Linked DNA regions of Homo sapiens: region 1 is linked to region 2. The links are chromatin loops, found by intact Hi-C in ENCODE. Cell type or tissue: OCI-LY7. All regions are shown on one strand. Each heading gives the region's core, and the rest is flanking DNA. Links, peaks and the distances in the headings are about the cores only. Region 1 overlaps QRSL1 (glutaminyl-tRNA amidotransferase subunit QRSL1). Region 2 holds the start of LOC105377927 (a long non-coding RNA gene).

Region 1 (9,289 bases), core at 4,120-6,619, 54 kb before region 2:
TTTTTTCTCTTCTTTTCATTCTTTTTTTTTTTTGAGACAGAGTTTTGCTCTTGTCATCCACGCTGGAATGCAATGGTGCGATCTCGGCTCGCTGCAGCCTCCGCCTCCCAGCTTCAAGCGATTCTCCTGACTCAGCCTCCCAAGTAGCTGGGACTACAGGCATGCCCCACCATTCCCAGCTAAGTTTTGTATTTTTAGTAGAGATTGGGTGTCGCCATGTTGGCCAGGGTGCTCTTGAACTCCTGACCTCAGATGATCCACCTGCCTTGGCCTCTCAAAGTGCTGGGATTACAGGCATGTGCCACCACGCCCGGCCTTCTTTTCTTTCTTTCCTTTTGTTTTCTTCCTTTCATATAGACAGGGTCTCACTGGGTTTCCCAGGCTGATCTCAAACTCCTGGACTCAAACTGTGCTCCCAGCTTGGTCCAGCAAAGTGTTGGGAGGCAAAAGCAACTGTGCCAGGCCCATTTTTTCCTTTATTTTTTAAAGATGGGGTTTATCTGTGTTACCCAGGCTGGTCTTGAACTCCTGGCATCAAGTGATCCTCTGACCTCATCCTTCCGAGCAGCTGGGACTGCAAGCACACATCACCTCACCTGGCTGAATTTTTTTCTTTTATGATTCATGTGTCCTAAGAAATCTTTTTTGTTTGTTTGTTTGTTTTTTGTTTTTTGAAGCACAGTTGTGCTCTTGTTGCTCAGGCTGGAGTGCTTGGAGTGCAATGGCACGATCTCGGCTCACTACAACCTCCGCCTCCCAGGTTCAAGCGATTCTCCTGCCTCAGCCTCCCGAGTAGTTGGGATTACAGGCACGCACCACCGGGCCCAGCTAATTTTGTATTTTTAGTAGAGATGGGGTTTCACCGCGTTGGCCAGGCTGGTCTCAAACTCCTGACCTCAGGTGATCTGCCCGCCTGGTCTCCCAAAGTGCTGGGATCATAGACGTGAGCCATCGTGCCTGGCCAAGAAATCTTTACCTAACAAAGGTCACAAAGAATTTTTTCCTAGAAGTTTTATAGTCTTAGCTCTTACATTTAGATCTGTTATTCACTTCGAATTAGATTTTCGTATATAGTATGAATAAAGTCCATTTATTCAACATATGGATGTCCATTAACTCCAGCACTAATAATAAAAAAGATTATCCTTTTCTTGTTGAATGATCTTAGGTTTTTTTGTCAAGAATCAAGCACATTCAGTAGGTCTGTTTCTGGACTCTGTTGCATCTCTGTTTATTCCAGTGTCACACCATCTTGATTATTATAGCTTTATAGTAAGCCTTGAAATTATGTAGTAAGAGTCTTCTAACTTTGTTCTTCTTTTTCAAAATCATTTTACATAATCTAGATCTGTTATATTCTGATATGTTTTAGAATAAGCTTGCTAATTTCTACAAACAAGTTTAATGGGATTTTGATTGTGATTGTGTTGAATTTATAGATCAACTTGGAAAGAATCGGCATCATAATACATGTCTTCTCATACATTTTGTTTTACTCTGGAATGTTTTTATGATTTCCTGCATATAAATTGTACATATAATTTGATTTATTCGTGTGTTTTATGTTTCTTTTCTTTTTTTTTTTGAGACAGAATCTCACTCTGTCACCCAGACTGGAGTGCAATGGTGCAATCTCGGCTCACTGCAACCTCTGCCTCCTGGGTTCAAGAGATTCTCCTGCCTCAGCCTCCTGAGTAGCTGGGACTACAGGCACATGCCACCACGCCCGGCTAATTTTTGTATTTTTAGTAGAGACAGTGTTTCACCATATTGGCCAGGCTGGTCTCAAACTCCTGACCTTGTGATCCGCCCGCCTCGTCCTCCCAAAGTGTTGGGATTATAGGCGTGAGCCACCGCCCCCAGCCATGTTTCTTAATGCTATAGAAAATTGTATTTTTTTCAGTTTCTAATTGTTTATTGCTAGTACATTGAAACATAATTGATTTTTCTATATTGACCTTTTATCCCATGACCTTGTTAAAGCTTGCTTATTAGTTCTAGTTGATCTTTGTGGATTCTGTGGAATATTTTATGTAGCAAATTGTGTAGTCTACAAATAGAGTTAGTCTTATTTCTTCTTCTTGCCTTACTGCACCAGTGAGGGCCTTAGGTGCAATGTTGAATAGAAGTGGTGAGAGCAGATTTCCTTGCCTTGATCTTGATCTTAGGGAACAGCAGTCTTTCACCAAAAGTACTTTATACTTACCCTTTTATGACACTTGTCACATTTGTAATATTTGCTTGGTCATTGTTCTCTGTTTCATAGAAACAAGAGTCCTTGCGTGTATAGTTCAGAGTGGTATATCTTGGAATTCATTATATATATGTTGAATGAACTAATCCATGAGAGTATATTTGAACAAAGGCTTTCAGGAAATTGCCTTCATCAGCTGATCAAAATTAACATCACCAGTGAGGGTGAAGTGGACGTTATGTGCCTCCAGATGTAATTGTCTGAGGATACAATATCACCTATGTAATATTCCAGCTGAGAATGTGTAAGCTGACTCTAATAATGGGGAAACAAAAGATAAATCCAAAATGAGAACCATTCTATTAAAATATCATATGAAAACAAAAAAAGGGCTGTGAAAATCTTCCAGGATAAGAGATAAAGAAAGTAAAACCTAACATCATAAAACTCAAGAAAATGTAGGGGATGCTGGGCCTGGTGGCTCATGCCTGTTATCTCAGCACTGTGGGAAACTGAGGCAGTAGGATTGCTTGAGCCCAGGAGTCCTAGATCAGCCTGGGCAACATAGTGAGGCCCTGTCTCTACAGAAAAAAAAAATTAAAAAAAACAGGGAAAAGTATTAGTGACCTTGAATTAGTCAGAGTTCTTTTAGATAGGACACATGAAGCACAAATCCACTTAAAAAATTGATAGACTTGGCCGGGCACGGTGGCTCACACCTGTAATCCCAGCACTTTGGGAGGCCGAGGCAGGTGGATCACAAGGTCAGGAGATTGAGACCATCCTGGCTAACACAGTGAAACCCTGTCTCTACTAAAAATACAAAAAATTAGCCGGGCGTGGTGGCGAGCGCCTGTAGTCCCCGCTACTCAGGAGGCTGAGGCAGGAGAATGGCATGAACCCGGGAGGCAGAGGTTGCAGTGAGCCGAAATCACGCCACTGCACTCCAGCCTGGGTGACAGAGCAAGACTCCTTCTCAAAAAAAAAAAAAAAAAAAAAAAAAAAATTAATAGACTTCATTAAAATTAAGAACTTCTGTACTTTGAAATATGCTACTAAAAAAGTGAAAACGCAAGCCACAGACTGAGAGAAAAATATTTGCAAAACATGTATCTCAGAAAGAACCGATATCCAAAATACATAGAACATTTCACACCTCAATAAGAAAACAAGCAACCCTATTTTTAAAAAATGAACAAAAGATTTAAGAAGACGTTTCATCAGAGATTAAAACATAGTTGACAAACACATGAAACAATGCTTAATATCGTTGATCATTAGTGGAATTCAAAATTAAAATCACAGTGAGCTTGGGCACAGTGGCCCACACCTGTAATCTCAGCACTTTGGGAGGCCAAGGCATGGTAGTGGATGCCTGTAGTCCCAGCTACTCGAGAGGCATGAGAATCGCTTGAACCTGGATCACTTGAAACCGGGAGGCGGAGCTTGCAGTGAGCCAAGATCATGCCACTGCACTCCAGCCTGGGCAATAGAGCGAGACTGTCTCAAAAAAAAAAAAAAAAGAGAGAGACAATGATAATTAAATGGAAGACCTGACTCTAGATTTGATCCAGGAAGGAGATAAAATGCCATAAAGTACTTTTTTTTTTTTTTTTTTTGAGATGGAGTCTCGCTCTGTCACCCAGGCTAGAGTGCAGTGGCGCGATCTCGGCTCACTGCAAGCTCCGCCTCCCGGGTTCACACCATTCTTCTGCCTCAGCCTCCCGAGTAGCTGGGACTACAGGCGCCCGCCACCACGCCCGGCTAATTTTTTGTATTTTTAGTAGAGATGGGGTTTCACCGTGTTATCCAGGATGGTCTCGATCTCCTGACCTCGTGTTCCGCCCTCCTCGGCCTCCCAAAGTGCTGGGATTACAGGCGTGAGCCACTGCACCCAGCCAAAGTACATTATTGAATCAGTTGACAGAATTGAATTACATACAGTAGATTCGATAAAAGTATTGTAGGCCGGGCGTGGTGGCTCACCCCTGTAATCCCAGCACTTTGGGAGGCCAAGGCGGGTGGATTACGAGGTCAAGAGATTGAGACCATCCTGGCCAACGTGGTGAAACCCCGTCTCTACTGAAAATACAAAAATTAGCCCGGCGTGATGGCACGCACCTGTAGTCCCAGCTACTCGGGAGGCTGAGGCAGGAGAATTGCTTGAATCTGGGAGGCGGAGGTTGCAGTGAGCCGAGATCGCGCCACTGCACTCCAGACTGCCAGTAGAGCGAGACTCGTCTCAAAAAAGAAAAAAAAAATTATTGTATTGATATTAATGTTACTGAGATTGATAACTATACTGTGACTGTATAATGTGATATCCTTATTGTTAGGAAATACACACTAAAGTATTTAGGGATAAAGGGCTATGATATACATGTAAGTTACCCTTAAGATACCCTTAAGTTTCTATCATACTTTGTGTATATATGTACATATGTACAAACGTACACAGAGCACACAAGTAGTAAAGCAAAGGGATAAAATGTTGACCGTAGGTATGTCTGGGTAAAGGGTATAAAGTGCTTTATATGTTATTTTTATTTTTGCAATTTATCTGAGAATAAAATCATTTCAAAAATTTAAGTTATTAGCATTCCACTTGTAATGTTTTTCATAGAACTTCTGGTTCAGAAGTTCTTAACTGTTTGAATGTAACCCTTTTCAGCTGGAAGACCTTGATTCACAAGGGAAATCATCTTCAGTTGAATTGGATGATCAAAAGAGGCAAAATCTTTTCTTAGCAGATTAGCTTTGTCTATTTTCTACCACAAATGCTCTTCCTTCCCATCCTCCGCAACTGTCAATTAATGAAAGCTACATCTGAACAGGCTTCCCACCTTTTTCAATTCAAGCTACAGTGGGTTCTTAAATGCTCAATGAGTGTCAGAAGCAAATAATATACTCAGAAGATGAAATTTTCACATAAAATGAAAGTTTTACTAAGGTATCTTGCTTCACTTCGTCATCAGATCTGGGAGCACAGATGGTGTATTTGGACCAGTTAAAAACCCCTGGAGTTATTCAAAACAATATAGAGAAAAGAGGAAGCAGAATCCCCACAGCGAGAATGAAGATTCAGACTGGCTGATAACTGGAGGAAGCTCAGGTGGGAGTGCAGCTGCTGTATCGGCGTTCACATGCTACGCGTAAGATGCTTTTCTCTATCTGTATTTTAAAACCCACCCAAATACAAACAGTCATAAACTGTATCCAGCAATAGAGTAGTTCATATCCTGGTATTTTTCTTTCTAGTGAGCTATATGTGCTCAAAGGTATATCAAAATTATATCTTGAGTTGCACTCAACTGTACAGTACACTATGTATATTTAATACTTTTAACTTTAAAATAACAAATTTTTCTCCATAGTATCTGGTTCTCTTAAAATATGATTTTGTGGATCTTGCAGAATAAAGCATCGAACATAAATGAACTTCATTGCATTTCATTTTTAAATAATTTGAGTGTGTGCTCACTGATTATACAAATATTTAGGGACTAACATACAATGGCTTTAGTTGAGTGCTGCTGAACTAAACTGTTGGTAATGTTTATCCTTCAGCAAGATCAATCTTTTGAAAAAAAAGAAAAAATGCTAATATGTATTAATAAGATATTTTAAATAGTGTTTTCAGGAATCTGCAATTAAAAATGTACATCAGTAAGTAAAGTTTTTTCAAGCTTGTTAGGTGCTGATTCTGTTTATCTATCATACTTTGTATTTGGTAAGAATCCATTGATCATATTTTCAGTTCCATTTGTAAAGCATTTCTTAACTACCCAAAGAAAAGAAAGTAAATATGGCTGTTGCTGTGTTTATCAGTCTCAATTTAATCAAAATGAATGTGTTTCTTTAGTAATAGTTTTGTATTTTATCTCCCCTTAATTATCCATTAAAACTAAGTTCTTTCACACACATTGCAATCCATAAATCATTTATATTTTTTTAGAGCTATGGAGATGTGAGTTCTACAGATTTTTTTTCAGTTTTCCTAAAATCTTATTAACAAGTAAAACCATTTCATTTTATCTCTGTGAAATTTTATAGCATTGCATTAATATTAATGTGAGTTCTGACAAGTTAGGACTGCAGGATTAGGTGCTTTTTTTCTGTCCTCATCATCCCACTTAGTGTTCATCTTTCTGAATGTGCTTTTTAGTAGATGGCATTTTGACACATAATTCCTATGGAAATGTAAGTTTTACTTTTACATAGCCGTCAGTGAATGCTAATAAGAAAATGTATCTTTTAAAATTGTGAAAGCAACAGTCTGATTTTGTAGCTTAACTTGACACTGTAAGAAAGGAAATCTAATTTGCATTTTCTGTAGGGCACAAGTGCCATGTTATTGTTAGGAGCATTGTTCAGTCCAAAGCTTCACTTTAAATATAAGCAACAGAAGTACAGACCAAAAATAACTTCAGATTGAATGTATCTCAAACTGTAAAGTGTTCTGCTTTTGTTTCCTTATTTTTGATTTGTTTACCCCTTTTTGATTTGTTTACCCCTTTTTGATTTGTTTCTTTTACAATAGCTTTTAAAATAGGAAGATTCCTGGAGTACTGTGCAGCCACTAAAAAGAATAAGTTAGAGCACTATGCAATGACATGGAAAAATAACCAAGATAAATTGTTAAGTGAAAAATAAGTTGCAGAACCCATTTCTGTTAAAAGTAACAATTGCATAGGTATATATGTCAGTCATTGCATGGAAGTACTGCATGTCTGGATGAATGCATGTCAGAACTGGTAACGGTTATTGTGGGGGCTGTGATTCTAAGAGTAATCTTACTTTATACATCATATAGTTATATAATATTTTAATTTTTATAGTAGATATGTACTGTTCTACAGCACAACTTCTGTTTTCCTGAAATGGTTTTTTAATTGTGGTAAAATGCACATAACATAAAATGTACCAGCCTAACCATTTTTAAAAGTACAGTTCAAAAGTATTAAAAACATGCAATCAGTCTTCAGAACACTTTTCATCTTGCAACGCTAAAACTGTGTACCCTTCAACCCTCTCCCAGCCCTGGTAACCACCTTCTACTTTGTGTCTTATGAATTTGATTACTCTAGTTATCTCATGTACGTGGTGTCATGTAGTATTTGTCTTTCTGTGACTGGCTTATTTCATTTAGCATAATGTCCTCCAGGTCCGTTTTTTGTTTTTTTAAAATAAGAACAACACAAACTCTGTAGGTAACTGGGTAAAGAAATGAACAGTCACTTTGTAGTTGAGTAATGCATGTATAAATAAGTGTGCAAAATTATTTAAAATGCACATTAATAAAAACTTTTTGGTTATCACACTAACAATTTTAAAAATTACTAGTACTCAGTGACGGTACTGAAACTTTAAAACACAATCTGACTCACTGCAACTAGGGATATAAATTGGCATAATCTTTCTGACAAGTAATTTGACAGCATATATCAGAAACTTATGTGCACTAAGTCTACTTCTTGGAAGCTAGCCTAAAAAGTACTCACACATAAGCAAAAATTTATGTTCAGAGATTTTCATAACAAAGTTATTTATTAAATAGTTATTCTAGTTAGAAACAACGTAAGAGTTTAAATTATTAAACATCTCAATCCATGATTCTAAATGGGGTGGGTAGCAAAGGGCTGTATCTGAATTTCTAGGAGGGGCGTATTTAGTCTGTAAAAGCATACTGCAAAATTGCCATTAATTTGATTTGTTTTCAATATCAACATCAGAAGAAAGTGCAAGATTTATATGTATATTGAAAGGAGAATGGACTTTAAAATACCAGGAATCACGAATTTATATGATGGAATATTACATATACTTTACATTTTCAGGAATTTTAATGACATAGTAAAAAGCTAATGTTAAAAAAGGGATGGAAACTCATGATTACAGAATTATCTCAACGGTGAAAAAAATGCATTTTTAAAAAGACTTGAACTTAATATGCCAAAATGTTAACAGTGTTTTCCTCTGGGTATTGGAATATTGAGTACCTAAAGTTTTCTGTACTTTATGAATTCTCTGAGATGAACATGTGTTACTTTTGTGTAATCAGAGGAAAATACAGTTTAAAAATATACAATTGAAAGGGTAGATTCCAAATATAATTAGAGATATATCATTCTTCTAAAGATAATTCCATTTAAATTCCAGGGCTTTAGGATCAGATACAGGAGGATCGACCAGAAATCCTGCTGCCCACTGTGGGCTTGTTGGTTTCAAACCAAGCTATGGCTTAGTTTCCCGTCATGGTCTCATTCCCCTGGTGAATTCGATGGATGTGCCAGGAATCTTAACCAGATGTGTGGATGATGCAGCAATTGTGTTGGGTATTTATATAATTCTATATCATTTGCAACAGCTTCTCTATAAAACAATATATCTGTCATTCATAAGTATTGCTCCTTACAGGTGCACTGGCCGGACCTGACCCCAGGGACTCTACCACAGTACATGAACCTATTAATAAACCATTCATGCTTCCCAGTTTGGCAGATGTGAGCAAACTATGTATAGGAATTCCAAAGGTAACTTTTTCCTTTCATTACTTTACAGAAATACTGTCAAGTCCAATAGAGAGCACAGACTTGGGAGGCGGATTGGGTGGGTTTGAATCTCTGCTCTGCCACTTTTATTAATCATGTGAGTTGAGTATGTGACTTAATCTCTTTTAGCTCAATTTCCCCATCTGTAAAATAGGAATAATAAAAATACTGACTTCAGAGAGGTTTGTGAGGATCAATTAGACAGTCATGTTAAGTCTGTAAATTGTTTCTGTAATGGGCAAGATAGCAAATATTTTAGATTTTGTGGACCATGCAGTCTTTATCATAACTGCTTAACTGCCATTATAGTGAGAAAGCAGCCACAGACAATATGTAAATGAAAAAGTGTGTCTCTGTTCCAATAAAACTTTATTTTCAAAAACCAGCTGGCTTGTCACATCTGGCCTATGGGCCATAGTTTGCCCATCCCTAATGTAAAGAAAGGACTTTAGCCCAAAGCCACAACTTGCATAGTAATGCCTCAAAAAATGTTAACATCTTTACTGTTATTATTATTACTACTGCATCTATTACAGTAGCAATT
Region 2 (9,289 bases), core at 4,218-6,717:
CAGGTTCCTGGATCAGTGCTCTCCCCAACACTGAGCATTATTCCATGCTGTCTTTTTCACTCATGTGGATGTCAAGGAGATTTCTTTCTGGCTGTACAGGTCTTCAGGTTCCATTAAAGTCTCTCTCTAGTGCTAAGTGTTTTGAAGATAGACATCGTTATTATATCATGGTCAGTTGGGGAGCTCTTCAAAATATAATGCTGATCATGAAAAATATAATGCTCATCATAAAGTCATGTGCTTGCAGATGTTTCCCCTCTATGACCAAAATTTTCAGTGCTCTGAGGGGCATTCCAACTTTGAAACATTTTATGGAACCCACTTCTACCAACTTTATGAAGTTTACTGGAACCTCTATTCTTACCACAAAGGTGGCCATATAATCAAACTTTTTGACCTTCCTAACTGTGGCATAGCATTCAAATGGGACAGCAGGGGAATCTTTATTCACTTCCTGTGGATATTATGAAACATTTTTTTGTAAGCCACAACTACCTTTTGCTCATAAAGTGGCAAGGTCAGTGTATTCTGTATACTGCCATCGCCCCCTCCCCAAACCAAGAAGGCTATTCAATTTTTGTATCATTTTGAAATGTTTCAACTTCATAATCCTAATCTTGTGGTCTTTCATTAGTCTTACCAAAGATGGTTTCAGCCCCGGAACAAGGAGGGGATCAGTTTAAGGAAGGAACTGTTATCATCCTTGCTTCAAAGTTAAATTATAAACTAAATTCTTCCCGTGGTTAGCCTGGCCTGTGCCCACAACTAAGCAAGGATAGCCAGCCTGTGAGTCTAGAAGCAAGATGGAGGTGGCATGCTAGACTTCTCTCATTGTCATTATCTTTGCAAGGGAGGTTTCAACTCCATTTACAACTTTTTTTTTAGCCATAAAGGAAAGCATTACTCCTGGAGCTAAGAGGCTAAAGGGACTGTGCTAGTTCTCTTGTGCTAGTCCTCACCTCTGCACGGTTGGCGTTTGAGGCCAGATAACTCTGTTGCAGGGACTGTCCTGTGCAATGTAGGATGTTAAGCAGCATCTCTGGCCCTACCCAGTAGATGCCAGTAGCACTTCCCACTCCCACCAACACACACACTAGTGTGAAAATGTCCCCTGGGGAGCAAATCACTCCAGGTTGACATCTGCTGTGTTCAATACATGGAGCAAAAGGCCTACAGGGAACTTTCCCCCTACAATCTCCATCTCTTGCAGGGCTTTCATGCAACTCTCTGCCAATGACTGAATCTTGGTTTACTTGCAGTAATTCTATTCATGTAGCATTCCAAAATAAAATGTATTGAGCATTCACCATATGACAGACTTTTTAGTGAGGGCTTATCACACATTGTTTCATTTAATCCTGACAATACCCTGAGAACAATTGTGAATGATCCCCCATTTTACTTTTTATTTTTATTTATTTATTTATTATTATTATTATTTTTTTTTGAGATGGAGTTTCACTCTTGTTGTGCAGGCTGGAGTGCAGTGGCGCGATCTTGGCTCTCCACCTCCCAGGTTCAAGTGATTTTCCTGCCTCAGCCTCCCGAGTAGCTGGGATTACAGGCATGCGCCACCACGCCTGGCTAATTTTTTCTATTTTTAGTAGAGACGGGGTTTCACTGTGTTGGTTAGGCTGGTCTCAAACTCCCAACCTCAGGTGATTCACTGGGCTCGGCCTCCAAAAGTGCTGGGATTACAGGTGTGAACCACTGCGCCCAGCCTATTTATTTATTTTTGAGACAAAATCTCGCTCTGTTGCCCAGGCTAGAGTGCAATGGCATGATCTCAGCTCACTGCAGCCTCTGCCTCCCGGGTCCAAGCAATTCTCCTGCCTCAGCCTCCCAAGTAGCTGGGATTACAGGTGTGTGCCACCATGCCCGGCTAATTTTTGTATTTTTAGTAGAGACAGGGTTTCACCATGTTGGCCAGGCTGGTCTCGAACTCCTGACCTCAGGTGATCCACACGCGTCGGCCTCCCAAAGTGCTGGGATACAAGCATGAGCCACCGTGCCTGGCCGACCTCCCATTTTAAAAGGAGGAAACGGGCTTGGCAAGGTGAGGTGACTTGCCCTTGATCACCTACAGAGTTGTTGGCACAGCTAGGAATGTAGAGGTGGTGTCCAGAGCCACCCCTTTGACCACAGAATGCCACTGTCCCTTTTCTGCAGACAGTGAAATGGTTAAGTTAGGATTCATAACAATCGGGAAAAAAAAAAAAAAAAAACAGACTTAGTGGGTTTAATGGTTTCTAAAAACTCTTTAAGTCTGTGTAAGTCTGTCTCCTTTCATTGCAATGTTTTTTATAAACACCAGGGGAGCAATAATCATTTGAGCAGTTAAATGGATTTAGGATGGTAAAAATCTATATTTTTTTAGTCTTGAAATTATATCAAATCATTTGCCATTCTCACTGGACTATGGCCCTCCAGCCCCTGCAGCTACCCCTCTTCTCTCCCGCTGCTCCTCAAGCCCCATTACCTACACTTATAGTTTTCTTTTAATTTTCCAAACAAGATTGCATTTTGTATTTCAGATATTAATCCAAGGAACAATACTGACGAATTTCACGGACAAAATACTAAGAAGGAAATCAAGTGAATCAAGCGGAGAAGAAAGACAGTGGAAAAAGAAAACTGAAAATAAAAATATTTTCTAGACCCCTTGAAATAAAGTTTGAAAAACCACAGTGCTTTGCAAAATATCACATTCAATTGCTAGCTAAAAAAAAAATTCATTGGAAGTGCCATTGGGACAGCAGAGGATGAGGAGGTCTGGTAAGGTCTCTGGCTGGTCTTGTAAACCATACCCCAGGGTTGGGGCCAGGGTTTTTAGGCTCAGGCCTCTCTGATATGGTAGGAAGGTATGAAGAGAATCTTTTCATCTATTTTTTAACCATTAATCTTTCTCAATGCAGCAGGAGACCATGGGGGTCCTGGGTCTGGGGGTCTGCTTTTCTTCCGAAGCTCAGCCAGGCTCAGTATCAAGGAGCTGACATCAAGACACTAATTGTGAGGGAAAGGAGAGAACATCTTTAGATAAGCCTACCTGCCCTGTGATTGCCTGTGATGGGGTTCAGGACACACTGGCCCCAAATATGGCACCTTGGCATGGGAGAAAATGGCAGAAGCAGGAAGGTCTCTCTCACCTTCCCCTCGCCCTTCTCCCTTGAATGTTGATGAAGATATGAAATAAGGTTTGCCAAATTACCTGCTGTATTTATGACCTCCCTTGAAGCAGGTCATAAAGCCATCATTCCAGAGATGCCCTCCCCATACCCAGACCAAAGAAGGCTCCTTATTTCTGAAGACACAGGGACACAAAGAGGAATCTGAACAAACAGGCCTTACTAAGTTTTCCCCAGTTAATTCCTATTGGACATGCCCTTTTTCCATTCATACTTCTCCACAAGCATTCACTTCTTCAATGACTTACACAAAAAATATACACAGGTTTAGTCCTTTCTTTGGGTCTTCATTCCTGAAGGCTGCTGTGCCACAGAAAATGTTAATGCTTTTCTCTTGTTAATCTGTCTTTTGTTATAAATGCCTCAGCCATTAATCCAAGATGGAAAAGAAAAATATTCCTTTTTCCTGCTCCTAAGAGCCACCTAATGTGTTGCAGACCAAACCCACAGCAATCCTGTTATCTGGGAGTTCATCTGTGATCTTGATTAGAACTAACATAGGAAATAGATAGATGTGAGTTGCTTCCAGAATAAGATTAGAATATGAAATCACATTTAAAATTTAAAAGCAACATGTTAGCAACGACTCTAACCACAGTTCTCCCTTCTTTTTCAAAACCAGGGGTCTGGTCCAGATCTTGTATTGCCTGAAGAAGGTCCTAGGTACTACCTTTCCTGAAAGAAAGACATGGTACTAAAGCTCCTCCAACCCACCTTTGCTCTTCTCTTACCTCATAAAATAGCGAGCATCAAATTATTTGAGGAAAAGCATTTAAGAATTTTTTTTTTAGGGACAAGTTCTTGCTCTATCGCCCAGATTGGAGTGCAGTGGTGTGATCTCAGCTCACTGCAGCCTCAAACTCCTGGGCTCACGCAATCCTGCCACCTCAGCCTCTTGAATAGCTGGGACTGCAGGCATGCACCACCATGATTGGCCAATGTTTAAATTTTTTTGTAGAGACAAAGTCTCCCTATGTTTCCCAGGCTGGTTTCAAGCTCCTGGGCTCAAGTGATCCTCCCACTTCAGCCTCCCAAAGTGCTAGGATTACAGGCATGAGCCACCATGCCTGGCTGGGTATAAGAATGTCAATATGCTTAGGTTTAGATACAGTTTAGTGTTTTTCAAATGACAGATTGCAATCCCTTAAAGGTTAATAAAATCAATTTGGTAGGTTGCAAACAGCACTTTAAAAACAAAACAAATAAACAAACAAACACACTAGTATCTGATGGTAGATCTTGTCTTGTCTAAAGCCCTGCAGCGTGAGGCATATCCAGAAAAGGTCAACCCTGAGTCCCATCTGGAGGGGCATCCTCTCTAGGTCACCATTTGTCACAGTCAGTTTTAGGGCTTGAGGAAATTTAATTTCCATTTCAGAAACTCACTAATCTAGTTGTGACCAAACTTTTTCCTACCAATCTAACCAAGTTTGCTTATAAACAATCACACTGAGACCACAGCCTTCTTCCCCAACGTAGGTGCAGATGAAATAAAGAAGTTTAGAGCAGTTTTTTCTAACGTGGGCTCTGTAATAAAAACCTGCTACAGTCAAATATTTGAGAAACCCTCCGTACTGTTATCTTCTCTTATAGATTCCTAGCCTATAAAAGAAGAGACCCATTTAACTTTGTTTAACCCGTTATGTCCTAAACTTTTTTGATTGTGGAGTAACCTCTCTTAACAATTCCACTACCCTAGCCTGAGCCCTTAGCCTGATAGCTACTCCCTTTTGGGCTGACTGCAGCTGCCTGCCTCTTAGCTTTGTGACTACTGTCACACAACATACGGTCTTTACTCAGCAGCCCATACTAGGTCCTCACCAATTTCTTGATGGAGTACGAAGTAAGGTTTGCCATATTACCTACTCTACAATTTGGGGACTTTAACCATTGTAAGCCCAATCATCACTCTCACTTCTTAGCTTTTATTTAAAGAGTAAGTTTGTATTCTAAATTGATTTCTACAACTGCTGTTTATGGAATTAAGATGAATCCAGTGGTGGTCAGCTGATCACTGTGGGTGAAGTCTGTTGGTTGCTTTTTACAGTATTTTATGTTCCTTCTTCTCTTGCTTCCTGTGTGCTGTGCTGTGAAGCATGACAGAGCACCTGCCTGTGTGTGCACAGCACCGTGAACTCAATCTTTCAGTCACTTTCTTTTCTTTTCATGTTTAAATAAGAGATAAGCCACGTTGGCCAGGGCATGTGGACTCTCCATGGAGTTCACTAACAAACCGAATTTATGTATCGTTGCAAAATAGTCAACACTCCAGTCTGTTAGAAACAGGTGCCAAGAGAGGAAATGTTTAATATTTTCCACGTGGCATGGGCTCTGTCAGACAGTGTTTCCAACCAGAGTCTGTTTTCGCAGTTAAATCATAGGTTCAGAGTCTTCCTTTTGCCTCAAGAGTCTGTCTGGTGGCTGGCTCGCAGCTAGCTTCTGCACAATCCCCTCACTCTGACCCTGCATCTTCAATGCCGCCATTCTGCCAAACCGCTGCTACTTCTGGGTGAAAACCTAGTTCTAGCTCCCTCCAGAGTTAGCTGGTTTGGCTATTTGAAAGCTACTCCTTCAATGAACCGTTCTTTGTCATTTCAGAAATGAACCCTGCTTTCCAGCATTTGGGCTGGACAGGGTTCTCCAGGCTTGCTAACTACAGCAGCTGTTTTCTGTCCCCAGTAAGAGCCAGGGTGACATACCTACCTGCCCAGAGCCACCCTTGACAGGAGACTCAGGGAGAAGTGCCCCCAGGACCAAAGTAAGTAGTGCCATGGCCCAGACTTCCTCTTAGCCCATCCTGCTTCTTCCTCATCCCCTACTTCTCATCCTCTCTGTTTTAATTTCTACTTATTAATATTTTCTTCCCACATATTTAAACAGCTCCCACCAAGGAAATAATGTCAGATGTGTTGCTTTTTCAACTGATGGGTTCTAATCATCATGTTACCAAATTCTGCACATCCTTGCCAAGTAAGGCTTGGCTCTCTAAAGGTTTAGTTTGTTCTTTCTATCAATAAGTATTGCCTCTAACTACGTACTAAAGAGTTCTAGACTCTATGTACCAGACACAATGCTTGCCCTTGTGCTTATCTGCTAATAAGGAAGACAGATAATAAACAAGCAAAACATATAGAATGTTAGCGATAAATGCTCCGGAGAGAGAATAAAGCAGTGATGGTGGGTTGGCGACAGGGGTGGGGCTGAGATTCTAGATGGGGTGGCCAGGGAAGGGGAAGTCCTCTCTGACAAAATGGTATCTGCAAGACCCTTAAAGAAGAGCCGGAGAGAGATGTGTTGGGGAAGCACGTTCCAGGTGATGGATTTCAGGACATATTTTCCCAAAGTATGAACCTTGGAATTAAAGAAAACAGCAGAAGCAGAAGACCTCGCCTGAAGCAGGTCAAATTAAACCTAGGAAGGATTTTTCTGACTTTCCCCTGAAGCAGGTCATAAGACCCTCATTCAAGAGGTACCCTTCCTATACGCAGAGGAAAGGGACATCCTTATCTCTGAAGACCCAGGGACACACGGAAAAATTTGAGCAAAGAACCCTTGCTAAGTTTCCCCCAGTTTATTAGCATTAGGTCATATTTCCTTTGTCCAATCATACTTCTCCATCAAACTAAGCATAAAAAACACACGGGTTTACCTGTTTCTTTGGGTCTTCATTTTCTTATGAAGTCTCCCATGCCATGTAAAACTTATACTAAATACATTTTTATACTTTTCTCTTATTAATCTGTCTTCTATTATAGGGGCCTCAGCTGTGAACCTAAGATGGGAAGGAAAGACATTTATTTTCCTCTACATAGGTCTAGGGGCCATCCTATGCCAAGGTCCTGGGGTGGGAATATGCCCGGGAAGATTAGTGTGGAGGGGGTAGCAGGCTGCTGTGACGATTAAATGTGCATGATGTGCCTGGCATATAGATAGCACTTAATAAGTGGTAGCTATAATTATGAGTCACTCATCAGTTGTTTATGGTTTGATTCATAGAAACAGGTGCATAATTATCTGATTAAGTAGGCCCAAGTCTGTTTCTTGGCTTCAAGAGGAGTGTTCAAGCCTGGGCGTGGTGGCTCATGCCTGTAATCCCAGCACTTTGGGAGCCAAGGTGGGTGGATCACCTGAGGTCAGGAGTTCACCATGTGTGGCCAACATGGTGAAATCCCATCTCTATTAAAAATACAAAAATTAGCAATGCATGGTGGCGCACACCTGTAGTCCCAGCTACTTGGGAGGCTGGGGCAGGAGAATTGCTTGAACCCAGGAGGCGGAGGTTGCAGTGAGCCGAGATCGCACCACTGCACTCCAGCCTGGGCCACAGAATGAGACTCTGTCTAAAAAAACAAACAAACAAACAAACAAACAAAAAAGGAAGAATGTTCAGCGTGATCCCAGCATCCATCCCATCAACATTCCTAGTTTTTCTCCATCAGAAAGGTAATGAGGCCATTGCCCACGCAAAAAATATGTTGATGAGAGGATTTCCTTTACCTACCACGGAGCAGTCATTCTCACAGTGTGGCCCCTTAAGCATCAGCATCAGCATCACCTGGGAACTTGTTAGAAATGCAGATTCTCAAGCTGCACCCAGATCTACAGAATCAGAAACTCTGGAATGGGGCTTGGCTATCAGTGTTTAAAACACTGGGTGATTCTGACGTGTGCTAAACTTTAAGAACGACTGCCTAGAGTTTCTCTGTTCTCAAAGGCAGGGGGAAGCTTCATTATGTCACTCAGTCATTTCCTTTGCCCTCTATGGAGTAGTTACTGAAACGCCAGGGATTTGGTCTAGGTCCTGTTGCTCGCTGCACAGAAAGCCAATCACTGAGTATTGCCAGGGAAGAAGGCTTTATTCAGGTGCTGCAGCGATGGAGAATGGAAGATCAGTTTCAAATTTGTCTCCTCAGCTGACTAAAATTCGGAGTCTATATAGCAGGGAAGAAATGCAACTAAGTGTGGGAAAACAGGAATGAGGGAGGGGATAAGGAAGAAGAGCTGATCCACAGGCAGCAGTTAGGCAATCATGATGGGCAAGGGGTCTGGTGTTTCCCAGATGTGGTGACTGGGTAAGTTTCCATTCCTTGACTCTATCTGGGAGGCCTGATGGCTGGTGTCCTGAGAAAAAAGAACTCAGGTTAGACAAATGTAAGTTTCTCAAGTTTTAAGATTGGGAGGATCAATTTCTGTGTTTATTCAAAAGAAACCATAAACATAAGTTCTATGGAACCAGTGCGCCCATTTGAGAACCACGTTATGAGAAGGACACTTTGTTCTTATTGCTGTTATTTTAAGTTTCCTGAGATGCTCTCTGGCTCTGTATGGTTGTTACTCACCAGGATCTCTAGAGACAGCCCATCTCCCTCCCTAGATTGATGTCACCAAATTCTGAATGAAAACAACTCCAGGTAGGCTCTGAGACCCACCCAGAGGATTTCCTCTACCCTGGTTACTTCCTCCAGCATTTGCAAAAATGGTCCTGATCACCTTGGAGAACTATTTTGATTGTTGTTATTATGGAATTTAAACAAAAACAACAAACAATAAACTTTCAAAACCAGCTTCAGGTTTTCAGACAAGACCCAGAATTTATTCCTTTCCCTGTCCCAGGATGATGTTATCTTGCTATGTTCTGTGAATCAGATGGAGCATGATGCTCCAGGAACCAGGGCCACTTCCAGTAACCTTTCCAGCATTGAGAGGCCAAGTGGCCTAACTTTTCCATAGGAAATGGTGCAGTTGACTTATGAAACAACCCTGCTGGTCCTGCATTGGACTGACTCGGGGAAGGGTGGGCTGGAGGCAGAATGGAAAGGAAGGGTCTCTGGAAATCTGATTTATTGCTCCTTAGTTCAAACCCTTCTGGTAATTACTGTTGGTATAAGTTGGCATTCTCAAAATTACCCCAAAATGGAATTACCTGGGGTTCTGTTTAAAATGTCAATTTTGGGGACTCCAAGTGCTTCTAATGCAAGTGGTCCTTCACATTTTTGGAAATATAGGAAGGATATGGCCTAAATTTCTTAACTTCACAGGAAAAGTTTCTTCATGATGCAGGGGCTGCTACTTCTCTAGAACAATCTCTTACCAGCCTCCTTTTG

What was found. A loop is a pair of places that touch in the nucleus more often than their neighbours do. Peaks named below come from ENCODE experiments on the same cell type or tissue, not always from the same donor. Only the 100,000 strongest peaks of a DNase experiment are listed, where the experiment ranks them.
Region 1: it touches region 2 in a loop (5-fold over the local background); 3 of 110 quality-filtered maps call a loop at or near these places.

What each region holds. Positions count from the first base shown.
Region 1 is chr6:106,643,856-106,653,144 of GRCh38, forward strand. QRSL1 (glutaminyl-tRNA amidotransferase subunit QRSL1) reads left to right here. Exons shown (of 11, transcript NM_018292.5): 5 at 5,170-5,346; 6 at 8,354-8,529; 7 at 8,612-8,727. Among named protein-coding and RNA genes, the nearest start is that of QRSL1, 19 kb to the left of the region's middle. In OCI-LY7, for the core only: no CTCF peak of the experiment used is centred there; DNase peaks (open chromatin) are centred at 5,256 and 6,556; H3K4me3 peaks cover 2,340 bases; H3K27ac peaks cover 2,500 bases.
Region 2 is chr6:106,697,308-106,706,596 of GRCh38, forward strand. It overlaps LOC105377927 (a long non-coding RNA gene), which reads left to right and starts at 5,585. Exons shown (of 4, transcript XR_942841.3): 1 at 5,585-5,694; 2 at 5,784-5,943. It overlaps LINC02526 (long intergenic non-protein coding RNA 2526), which reads left to right. Exons shown (of 3, transcript NR_149100.1): 3 at 2,535-2,687. In OCI-LY7, for the core only: no CTCF peak of the experiment used is centred there; DNase peaks (open chromatin) are centred at 4,534, 4,954, 5,464 and 6,394; H3K4me3 peaks cover 2,344 bases; H3K27ac peaks cover 2,500 bases.